Regions from separate parts of the Homo sapiens genome. Here region 2 is linked to region 1. The links are chromatin loops, found by intact Hi-C in ENCODE. Cell type or tissue: heart right ventricle. All regions are shown on one strand. Each heading gives the region's core, and the rest is flanking DNA. Links, peaks and the distances in the headings are about the cores only.

Region 1 (5,344 bases), core at 345-5,344:
GCTGCAAGGTTTTCCAACCAGAATTTTTACCTTATGTTGCTCAAGTTTCCGTTGTATCGTGTTTGCTGTTTCCTCGTGGACCTGTTGAACGGTTATTTCCTCTCTCAGGGCCACCTCCGCTCTGTACAGCCAGGCACCTATGGTGCCCAGAGGTGCAGGAAGAGATTTATCAAGCTGTATATGCCAGTCAAAGAGCTAAAATTTAAAAAGCAGAAAAGTAAAATATCTTTAATACAGATGGCAATTTATAAAATTGCACCCAAATAATAGTAAAGCATACATAAAGCTTTAAGTTAATGATTTCAGGCTAAGTTAATAAATATCAAATAAGCAAATGTCTGTGTTCTGAGTTTGACACTTTAGGGATGGGGAGAAAATTACAGTTAAAAGCAAATTTTGAAGAAACTGAAAATACATCTTAAACATGGAAGAATATTATCAGAAGTGTAAGCAATTTTCCTCTTACAGGAGTAGCATGAAGCACCCACTGATTTTCAGTGTGGCTTTTGCTGAAAGGGAAGGGATCAGGTTTGGTGACATGCTTGGAGGATGCAGCAGTTATACACCTGGCACATGTGTATCTTGGTCGTCGGAATGAGAATCCCATTAAAACCTCCCACGTGATCAGAACAAGTTCAGAAAAATGAGGATTATCTAAGCAGCTCTGGACAAAGATGGGTTTAAAGGATTCTTTCTATAATCCTATGATTGTCTACCCTTCTCTCCATCTCTTCCATTTTACCCAATTCTCAGACACATTTCCTAGCTTACTGGAAAGCCAGGTGGGATGAGTTGAGGTGCTTAGGAACTAGCCTATTCTTTAATGGAGTCACTAGAAAAAATGAGACTATCAAAAAAAAAATTAGGCTGGGTGCAGTGGCTCACTCCAGTAATCCCAGAAATTTGGGAAGCCAAGATGGATGAGATGCTTGAGCCCAGGAGTTTAAAACCACCCTGGGCAATATAGTGAGATCTCATCTCTACAAAAAAAAAAAAAAAAAAAAAAAATTAGCCAAGTATGGTGGTACATGCCTGTGGTCCCAGCTACTTGGGAGGCTGAGGTAGGATGATTGCTTGAGCCAAGGAGGTTGAAGCTGCAGTGAGCTGTGATTGTGCCACTGCACTTTAGCCTGGGTGACAGAGCAAGACACTATCTCAAAAACAAAATAAAATAAAGTAAAGAATATATGGTAAGTTCAAGACAAATATTCTTATTAGTGATAGAAGTGTTCCAGGGGTTTGAAATCTTGGCCTTTAAGCATGAAGAATATGAATATGAAAGATACTGAGCAATTTTCCTTCAGATTCATGATCAGATAAAAAAAGATGCTTGAATTAAAGAATGCAAAACTGTATGTCAACACAGGAAGGTCATTAACTGTTGATGAAACATGATTTTAGAATACAAGAAGTTGCTGTGGCTCTACTCTGGAGAATCTGCTACAAGACCAGAGAGTCACCTCTTCTAAACCACCCAGAAGGAAGTTGTGTAAAGTGTGAAGTGATCCAGATGGTCTCAGGACTTTAATCTATCATCTAGTTAATTGCTGATATCACATAGAGGGAAGCCAAGGCAAGAAAATAGCTGTTAAACCAAAGACTTCCATTAACTTACAGGAAAACTAGACAAGGAGGCAAAGATTCTCCCATAGTTAAGTCTTTCTAGCCTCAGACAGAGGCAGTAGAACCTGTTGCCATACCACTGTGTAGAAATAGATGATGAAAAATATTCTTTTCTAAATTTATTAAGCTCAGTATAACTAATTGTGGGAGAACTTACCCTGGAGGTCACTCTATCCCAAGATTGTTTTACCAATGCTTGGTCAAGTGACAATTTACCGTCTCTGTGTAATGGTTGTATTAAATGTTCAATCTGTTTCCTCTTCATTTCATATTGAACTCTGAAGTGCTTAAATGACTAAAAGAGGAAAAACAGCAACAGTATGGCAATGAGTCAAAAAAAGCAAAAGCAAAGGAAAGCACATTTCCTAAATAACAATCTTTTCTATTTGGATAACACTCAATATATGTTGTTGATAATAATAACGGTAGTTATGATACTAATAGCAGCTGTCATTCATCAAGCCCTGACATAGCTTGACCCTGTGCTAAGTGCTTTCTTCATATTATCCTCTCTGGTTCTCTCCATCACCCTACACATGCATTATTATTCTGAAGCCCAGAAATGACTTATCAAGGACAAGTAGTAGAGGTAGGACTAAAGCCTAGGATTTCTCATTTCTAGTAAAGTAATTTGTGTACCAGTATATGTTTGTCAGGAAATCATAGTAAACAGGAGTATAAATCTTAGCTAATAATCAAGATAGTTGCTTTACTTCAAGTACCAAACAATTTACAAATAGAAATTGCATATATCAAAATAATGCAGAATTAAAGCTGTCTAGATTTGTGTTTAAGTAAGCCTGCATAAAGAGGTTTACTTTAGGGGACCATGTTTACATGATAATCCTTTGCTTTAATTTCATGGTATTAAAATATTAAGTATATCACAGTACAGTTGACATCAATGTATTATATGTAGACTTAACTATAAGCTTAATGCTAACATTAAAACAATTTTTAAAGTTTTATATTTTACATTAACTAAATTAACCCATCCTAAAATATGACTCCAAATCTAAACATAAAATGAAAAGATAATTAAAATGTGCAATTATGTTACAGGAGAATGGCCCCACAAAAGTTAGCAGATAACACAACTAAAAGAATTTCAAAATTATAAACAAACATGTAAATTCACGTGAAGAACACTGGGGGGAGATAGTGAACTAGAATTTTATCTACAAGGTTTTCTTTCATTTTCTCTAACTGAATGGAATTTTAAAAATACCAAAACATAGGCTGGGCACGGTGGCTCACACCTGTAACCCCAGCACTTTTGGAGATCGAGGCGGGCGGATCATGAGGTCAAGAGATTGAGATCATCCTGGCCAACATGGTGAAAGCCCGTCGCCATTAAAAATACAAAAATTAGCTGAGCATAGTGGCGCATGCCTGTAGTCCCAGCTACTCAGGAGGCTGAGGCAGGAGAATCGCTTGAGCCTGGGAGGCGGAGGTTGCAGTGAGCTGAGATCACGATCATGCCACTACACTCCAGCTTGGCGACAGAGTGACACTCTGACTAAAAAAAATATTAAAAAAAACAACAAAAAAATAAATTTAAAAAAAAACAAAACATCAAATCAACTTTTAAATTTTATTCCACAGGATTCTGAGTGAAAAAACTGGAAAATGCAGCATTTGCTACAGATTGAAAGAGATTTAAAATGCTGATTACAGAATGTAAAGATGAAATGAAATTTTCCCTAAATTCAGATTTCAGAGAGACTCTAAACCCATTTTTATGAGACTAGTGATCACCTTCGGGCTGAAAGGAGGATTTCTGTTTTCTGTTTTCCTAAGCCTTTGTTTCCCTCATGAACTAGCATCTGTATAACAGATAGCTTTATAACTTGGAATTTATTTTTTGATAATTGGTGCCAAACCTAAACCTCATCAGTGGACTAAATAAGTATATTCACTCTGTTCTTGCAATTCTTTTCTCCATTTACTGGCTTAATCATTTTTTAATGGATCTCAGCCCAGAAAATTTTATTTTGGGGAAAAAAGCTTACACTGAATTTCAAAGCAAAAGAGTACATGCATATTAACCACATATTTATTGCTTTGCTAAGTTTGACAAATATAATATTGATGCTATCATCCACCTAAATTCAGGCATATTTTAAAGATACAATTATATAAAATCACTAATGCCATAGATAAATCTTTTGTCTACCATGTTGAAGTTCTCACTTCATTTGACCTTTTTCTGTAGCAGAAATGACTGAAATATGATGTCGAGTAGAATATATTACAGAATATAATTCAGAATATACTATATTTAATTTTGCCACTAAAAGGGACTGATGTTTTACATTGGGAAAAATGATAATGCTGCATCAAATAAATCACAATTTTTATTAATTTTTATTTTTTCTCCAACTTTTATTTTAAGTTCTAGGGTACATGTACAGGAAGATTTGTTACATAGGTAATCATGTGCCATGGTGGTTTGCTGCACAGATCAACCCATCATCTAGGTACTAAGCCCAGCATCCATTAGCTATTCTTCCTGATGCTCTCCTTCTCCCACTCCCCCACAGGCCCCAGTGTGTGTTGTTCCTCCATGTGTCCATGTGTTCTCATTGTTCAGCTCCCACTTATAAGTGAGAACACGCAGGGTTTGGTTTTCTGTTCCTGCATTAGTTTGCTGAGGATAATGACTTCCAGTTCCATCCATGTCCCTGCAAAGGGCATGATCTTGTTCCTTTATATGGCAGCCTAGTATTCCATGGTGTATATGTACCAGATTTTATTTCTCCAGTCTACATTGATGGGCATTTGGGTTGATTCTGTGTCTTTGCTATTGAAATCACACTTTGTAAATGGGAATAAACTGTGTTTTGTGTCTTGGAAGTGAAAATCAGAAGCAGAAGTCCAATTAATGACACTGTAGTCAGACTGGAGAAAAACATTAACTCTGAGCTCAACTTGAATGCAATGGTGTTGGACTAGGCAGGTCGCAGTCGAAACTGATCCCTTTAATGGACCCTCCAATACTCATGTTGCAATCCTTTGTTAAATTCAGTTTATTTTATACTAATTTTCAATTTGACTCAACTCTTTGTTCTTGGTAGATTTTTGGGTTAGGTGAGATCTATAAGATCATGAGTTCTGGCCGGGCATGGTGGCTCACGCCTGTAATCCCAGCACTTTGGGAGGCCGAGGCAGGTGGATCCCGAGGTCAGGAGATTGAGACCATCCTGGCTAACATGGTGAAACCCCATCTCTACTAAAAATACAAAAAATTAGCCAGGTGTGGTGGTGGGTGCCTGTAGTCCCAGCTACTCAGGAGGCTGAGGCAGGAGAATGGTGTGAACCCAGGAGGCAGAGCTTGCAGTGATCCAAGATCACGCCATTGCACTCTAGCCTGGGAGAGAGAGTGAGACTCCGTCTCAAAAAAAAAAAAAAATCATGAGTTCTATAAACACAATGACTCTGCATTTGTTTTCCAAGTCATCTATAAGACTGAGTTATGGAAAAGTGATGAAGCCTCAGTGCTCCATATATAGTGTGGACACAATGCAACTTAAGACTATCTACATAAGTTAGAAATACAATTATTAAATTATATGCAAACTTAGGGTAATGAATGTTATGTCTTTAAAGACTTTTCTCATTAATGTAATTTGAAGCATTAAATGGAGATCAAATGACATATATAAATATTAGTCAAAAATAGCTTTTGAAAAATTCAAAAATCTTCTCCATACAATACCTG
Region 2 (5,386 bases), core at 279-5,278, 160 kb after region 1:
AATAGATAAAACTTACAGGGCATAAGGCCATGTTGTGCTATAGACTGAATAGGTATGTTCCCCCACCCCCAAACTCATATGTTGAAACCTATCCCCAGTGTCATGGTATTAGGAGGTGTGGCCTTTGGGGGTGATTAGGTCATAAGGGTAGAACCCTCATGCATAGAATTAGTGTGCTAATAAAAGGAACTTGGAGAAGTCCTTGCCCCTTCCACCATGTGAGAACACATCAAGAAGACAGCCATCTATCAACCAGGAAGTGGGTTCTCACCAGACACTGAATTTGAAGGTGCCTTGATCCTGGACTTCCAGCCTCCAGAACTGTGAGTAGTAAGTGTCTGTTGTTTGTGAGCCACCTGTACTATAGTATTATGTTACAGCAGCCCGAACAGACTAAGACATGTGTCAACAGGAAGTTAGAAAAGTATAATGGTTAAAGTATTGGGTTTTAAAGCAAGAAAGGCCTGGGTTTGAGTCCCAGCTTTACCATTAAGTGCCTATGTGATTTTTAGCTAGGAATTTAACCTCTTGTGAATTCAGGTTTACAACCCTGCAATTCAGGATTCTAATAGTATCTCATTCATAGAGCTGTTGTGGGGACTACATGAGCTAATGCCTGAATAGCACTCAGCACTTCAGTGCCTGGCATGTGGTCAATAAATGAAAGATATTATTAGCATCATTATTATGCTTCTAGTTATTATTACTATTAGTCTAGATGTTTCTGAAGTTGGCAAACCATCACTCTCCATTTCACATTGCAATAGCCTAATAGAGCTAGGACACCAGTTCCTGAGAGCAACAAAATACAATCCCAGGGCCATCACAGGCTGAGAGACAGCTGCCAGGACAGCAACCTGACTTCCTCCTCCACCAGGCCCAGGGCCTGTCCTCCTCATCCGTCTTTTCATTCTGTCTCACTTTACAAAGAATCTTCTTCTTATATATCACTGTAGTTGGGCCCCCAAGGTCCCCTGTCTGCATTAGCAAGAGGTACCAAAGATAGCAACAGTTGCAGATTGCCTTCAGCCCAGCTTCATCCCAATGCCTGCATCATGGTGTTCTATACATTTGTAAAATATGAGACATTGTGCCCATATGAAATCAGAGAAAAATCATTTCTTTCCTTTTTTTTTTTTTTTTTTTGGAAACGGAGTTTTGCTCTTGTTGCCCAAACTGGAGTGCAATGGCGCAATCTTGGCTCACCGCAACCTCTGCCTCCTGGGTTCAAGTGATTCTCCTGCCTCAGCCTCCTGAGTAGCTGGGATTACAGGCATGCGCCACCACACCTGGCTAACTTTTTGTATCTTTTAGTAGAAACAGGGTTTCACCATGTTAGCCAGGCTGGTCTCGAACTCCTGACCTCAGGTGATCTGCCCGCCTTGGCCTCCCAAAGTGCTGGGATTACAGGAGTGAGCCATTGCGCCCAACCCGAATAATCATTTCTACTTCTGTCATTCCTACTTTAAGTATCTGTGTTGATACCATGACAAAACTTGCCGTAATTAAAATATGTTGTGGATTTATCAAAAGCAGCGGCCCCAGGATCTACCAGAAGTGCATCTTTATTCAAATGAACACGTGTGCAACTCAACAAATGGCTCTCTTCTTCCACCTCCCTCCCTTAGTCTTAAATCTCTTCAAAACCAACTTGTACACACAGTGCAGTGAAACTTCAATCAAAGTAGCTCTCTTACTTTTTAAAGGTTAAGGGGCATTTTATCAGTCAGGGTCTTGATGTAGTCAGTAGAGGTCCGGCTTGGTCTTCTAGAAATCTAGGAGCCACTTGTTACGTAATGGCCTGTAGTGGAATCAATAGTCTGTTGACAAGGGAGAAAGGACAAACGAGGACAGAGGGACTTATTTTCCTGACAAGTAAGTGCCTCAGGAGGATTTGCATTCAAAGTCCTCGGATTCACCCAAATCCTACAAATGCCCCTGTTCCAGTTCTCATAGCCCACTCTTTACAATAAGAACTTTAGCTTTCATGTAAGAGACTTGGCAAGTCTTTGAATTTATTTTATGCTGTAATTTTGCAACATGCAGAAGCGGACCTTAGGTCTGATTTTTGGCTATATCAGCAATGTAGCTACAAGGGTCCTAGAAGTCCTCTAGTCCTTGACCAGGCCTTGATCCAAAAGTGTAAAGTTTCCCAGCTTGCCATTTTCTTTCTATGGTCTCTGGTGCAGTCAGAAGTAGATGACACACCCCATGGTCTTTCTCGTTCTCTTTCCTACTTTCAGACTCTAGAGCAGCGGTCAACTTAGTCTCCACAATTCTTGATTTCAATAGGTCCTTCACTTCCGACAACCACAGGTGTTAATTCAAGGAAGTGTTTGCCACCATGTGCCATGTCTCTTCATAATTCTATTTTGCACTAGAATTAGGCAATTAGGTCATCACTGTAAGCAAATGCAACCAGGTCAAACAACAAGATTCTCATCTTTGAAGCTCTGGAACCAATCTTGGCATGAAATATTGTGTCAGTCCAGATTCATTAAAGAAAAATCAAAGCAACTTAAGGAGTGTTGGAAAGGCTAGAGAAGTGATCATCATCAGGCTGCCTTCAGCTTTCAGGTAAGCACCATTGCAAGTGCAATCCAGAGCTCGGCAAGTTGCTGCTGCCACCCAGAGGTCAAGATACTGCAGCAAACCGCCAACAGCATCACAGCTGCCCTTGCTCAGAGGCTAGGCCTGGTGAGGGAGCTGGGTGTTCAGCCAGCCTCTGTAAAACTACTGCCGTTGCCGCTGGAGGGAGAATTTCTCAGTGTCTACATTGCCTTCCAAATCTCATGTGAGAGCACTGGCAGAATGCAAATTTCACCCAAACCCCTCAGGAAAGGGAGCCTGAGAAATGTAATGCCCAAACTTCTAGCTCCAGAGATACAGGAGAGAGCACAGAAAGAGGAGTGAATGCAGGTTGTTTGCCGAGAAACAGTATCCAGTACAAACACAGACTTGGGTGAACTGGTGAATGCAAATGTTTACTGAAATTAACATTTACAGAAATTCTAGGCTGGCCGCGGTGGCTCATGTCTGTCATCCCAGCACTTTGGGAGGCTGAGGTGGGTGGATTACTTGAGTTTAGGAGTTCGAGACCAGGTGGGCCAACGTGGTGAAACCCTGTCTCTACTGAAACTGCAAAAACAAAAATAGCTGAGTATGGTAGCACACGGCTGTAATCTCAGCTACTCAGGAGGCCAAGGCAGGAGAATCGCTTAAATTTATGAAACAGAGGTTGCAGTGAGTCAAGATTGTGCTCTGTACTACAGCCTGGGCCACAGAGCAAGACTGTCTCAAAAAAAAAAAAAGAAAAAAAAGAAAAATGTACAGAAATTCTACTTTAATAAGTTAAATCTTTTAAATCTCTTATAACTCTAACATTAATATTGTTTTAGAATTTTAAAAGTTAAGATTTTAATACTTTTTAAAAAATGAAACATTTTAGCATTGCTGAATAAATTTTAAAATATTAATTCCCCAGTGAAATGTTCTTGTCCCTTTCTCCCCATGCTTCCTTCGGGAGTTGATCTTCTTAGACCATTGGTCTCTCCTCTACTTAGCCACCCACTCCCGTGATCATAGTCTTGACCTTGTCATGATGAACAGTAACAATTATTTGTGATGATAATCTCAACTGGAAACACTCCACTCTCTGATCACTGACTCTTTTGTTCCCAGTACTCTCCCTGTTGCATTCCAATTCCAATAACCCCTCAACTGAATAGGACCTCACATCCATTGGGAGGGTCACCGATGGCCCTTGGGATGCCTTTGTTTGAATTCTTCAAGATTTTTTTTTTTTTCTGTGAGACAGAGTCTCACTCTGTTACCCAGGCTGGACTGCAGTGGTGCAATCTCAGCTCACTGCAGCCTCGACCTCCTGTGCTCAAGCAATCCTCCCACCTCAGCCTCTGAGTAGCTGGGACTTCAGGCGCTTGCCACCATGCCTGGCTGATTTTGTTTTTATTTTTTGTAGAGACAAGGTTTCATTATGTTGCCCAGGCTGGTCTTGAACTTCTGGGCTCAATCAGTCTTCCCACCTTGGCCTCCCAAAATGTTAGGATTACGGGCACGAACCACCATGCCTAGCAGATATTTCAACTCCATCTTTTGGAAACTATTGTAAAAGATCACTTTTGATAAAACAAGATGGTTGAGTGCCATCTTTCAGAAAATTACAATGCGTACCCAAATCTTAAATTCCATTTATGGATGATGCCCACCTGAAAGATGTTACCTTACGTGTATGTAGTGCATAACCCACATTAACCATATGTGGCTGCTCAGTGACAGTTGATTCTGCAATTTTTTTCATTGTCTATCTCCCCCTTTATGTTCATCCCTTTTAAAATGGTTTAAATTCCACATGTAACCATCCTACTCACCTCTTGAATTTATCCTCAAGCACTGTCCCTCTTGCCTTGTCATACTCACTTGGCTAACACACATCCCTTGTTAAATTCAGCTCTGCCTACTTCGTGCCTGCACCCACACTGCTGAATATGGCTGGGGGAACACTACCTTATGCTAACTGGTCTTTGCCTTTATGGCAAATCACTAAATCAAATGCCCCTGAATGCTCTATTTCTCTAACCAATATACTCTCCCACTTCCCTAAACAAATATCATACTTTTTCCTATCTTCCCAGATTTCCCCAAATGTTCCCCCATATCTAAATTTTCAGCTATTAACTTTGTTTCCTATTTACTATTTTAAGCAATCAAAGAGAATTTCCACAAGCTGCCACTAGCATATGCATGCATGTTGTCAGTGCCTGCATATAATGTTCCAATTTGTCTTCTGTTGCTAGGAATGAACTCTTTAAGCTCCTAGTTAAGGCCACCTCCTCCACTTATATATTCGATCTATCCCTTCCTGTCAACAATGTTTTTCTCTATTCCTAGCATCATGACTTTCTTTTCTCTTTGCTAGTTCATTCCCATCAGCATATAAACATGCTATTCCTCCCATATTAACAACAACAAACTTTCTTGTTCACCACCTAAACTCCAAATACTACCTCATTTCTCTCCTAAATTTTAAGAAAAATTTCTTGAAAGAGTGGTCTACACTCTGTTGGCAATTTCTCTCTTCCCACTTGCTCCCGAACTCACCACAGGCCAGCTTTCACCCCCAGCATGCCACCTTAGCTAGGTTACCAGCGACTTCTTTGCTAAACCTAATATTCCTATCTCTGTCCCTATCTTGATCTATTAGAAGCATTTAGTTATTTCCTCTTTCCTTCTCAAGATAGTTTTCTCACTTGGCTTCTGAACCTGCCTCTTCCCTCACTTTCTCTCTTCTGGCTGCTTCTTGGTCTCCTTTGCTGCATCCCTCTTATCTCCTCAACCTCTAGACTTTGGGGGACCAAGAGCTCCATCT

The links. A loop is a pair of places that touch in the nucleus more often than their neighbours do. Peaks named below come from ENCODE experiments on the same cell type or tissue, not always from the same donor. Only the 100,000 strongest peaks of a DNase experiment are listed, where the experiment ranks them.
Region 2: it touches region 1 in a loop (2.2-fold over the local background); 23 of 110 quality-filtered maps call a loop at or near these places.

The regions. Positions count from the first base shown.
Region 1 is chr6:152,483,055-152,488,398 of GRCh38, forward strand. It overlaps SYNE1 (spectrin repeat containing nuclear envelope protein 1), which reads right to left. Exons shown (of 146, transcript NM_182961.4): 12 at 5,342-5,344; 13 at 1,781-1,918; 14 at 31-195. Among named protein-coding and RNA genes, the nearest start is that of SYNE1-AS2, 83 kb to the left of the region's middle. In heart right ventricle, for the core only: a CTCF peak has its summit at 2,759; no DNase peak of the experiment used is centred there; H3K4me3 peaks cover 332 bases.
Region 2 is chr6:152,640,529-152,645,914 of GRCh38, forward strand. No RefSeq gene overlaps it. Among named protein-coding and RNA genes, the nearest start is that of SYNE1, 5.9 kb to the left of the region's middle. In heart right ventricle, for the core only: CTCF peaks have their summits at 2,651 (motif pointing left) and 2,859; a DNase peak (open chromatin) is centred at 2,663.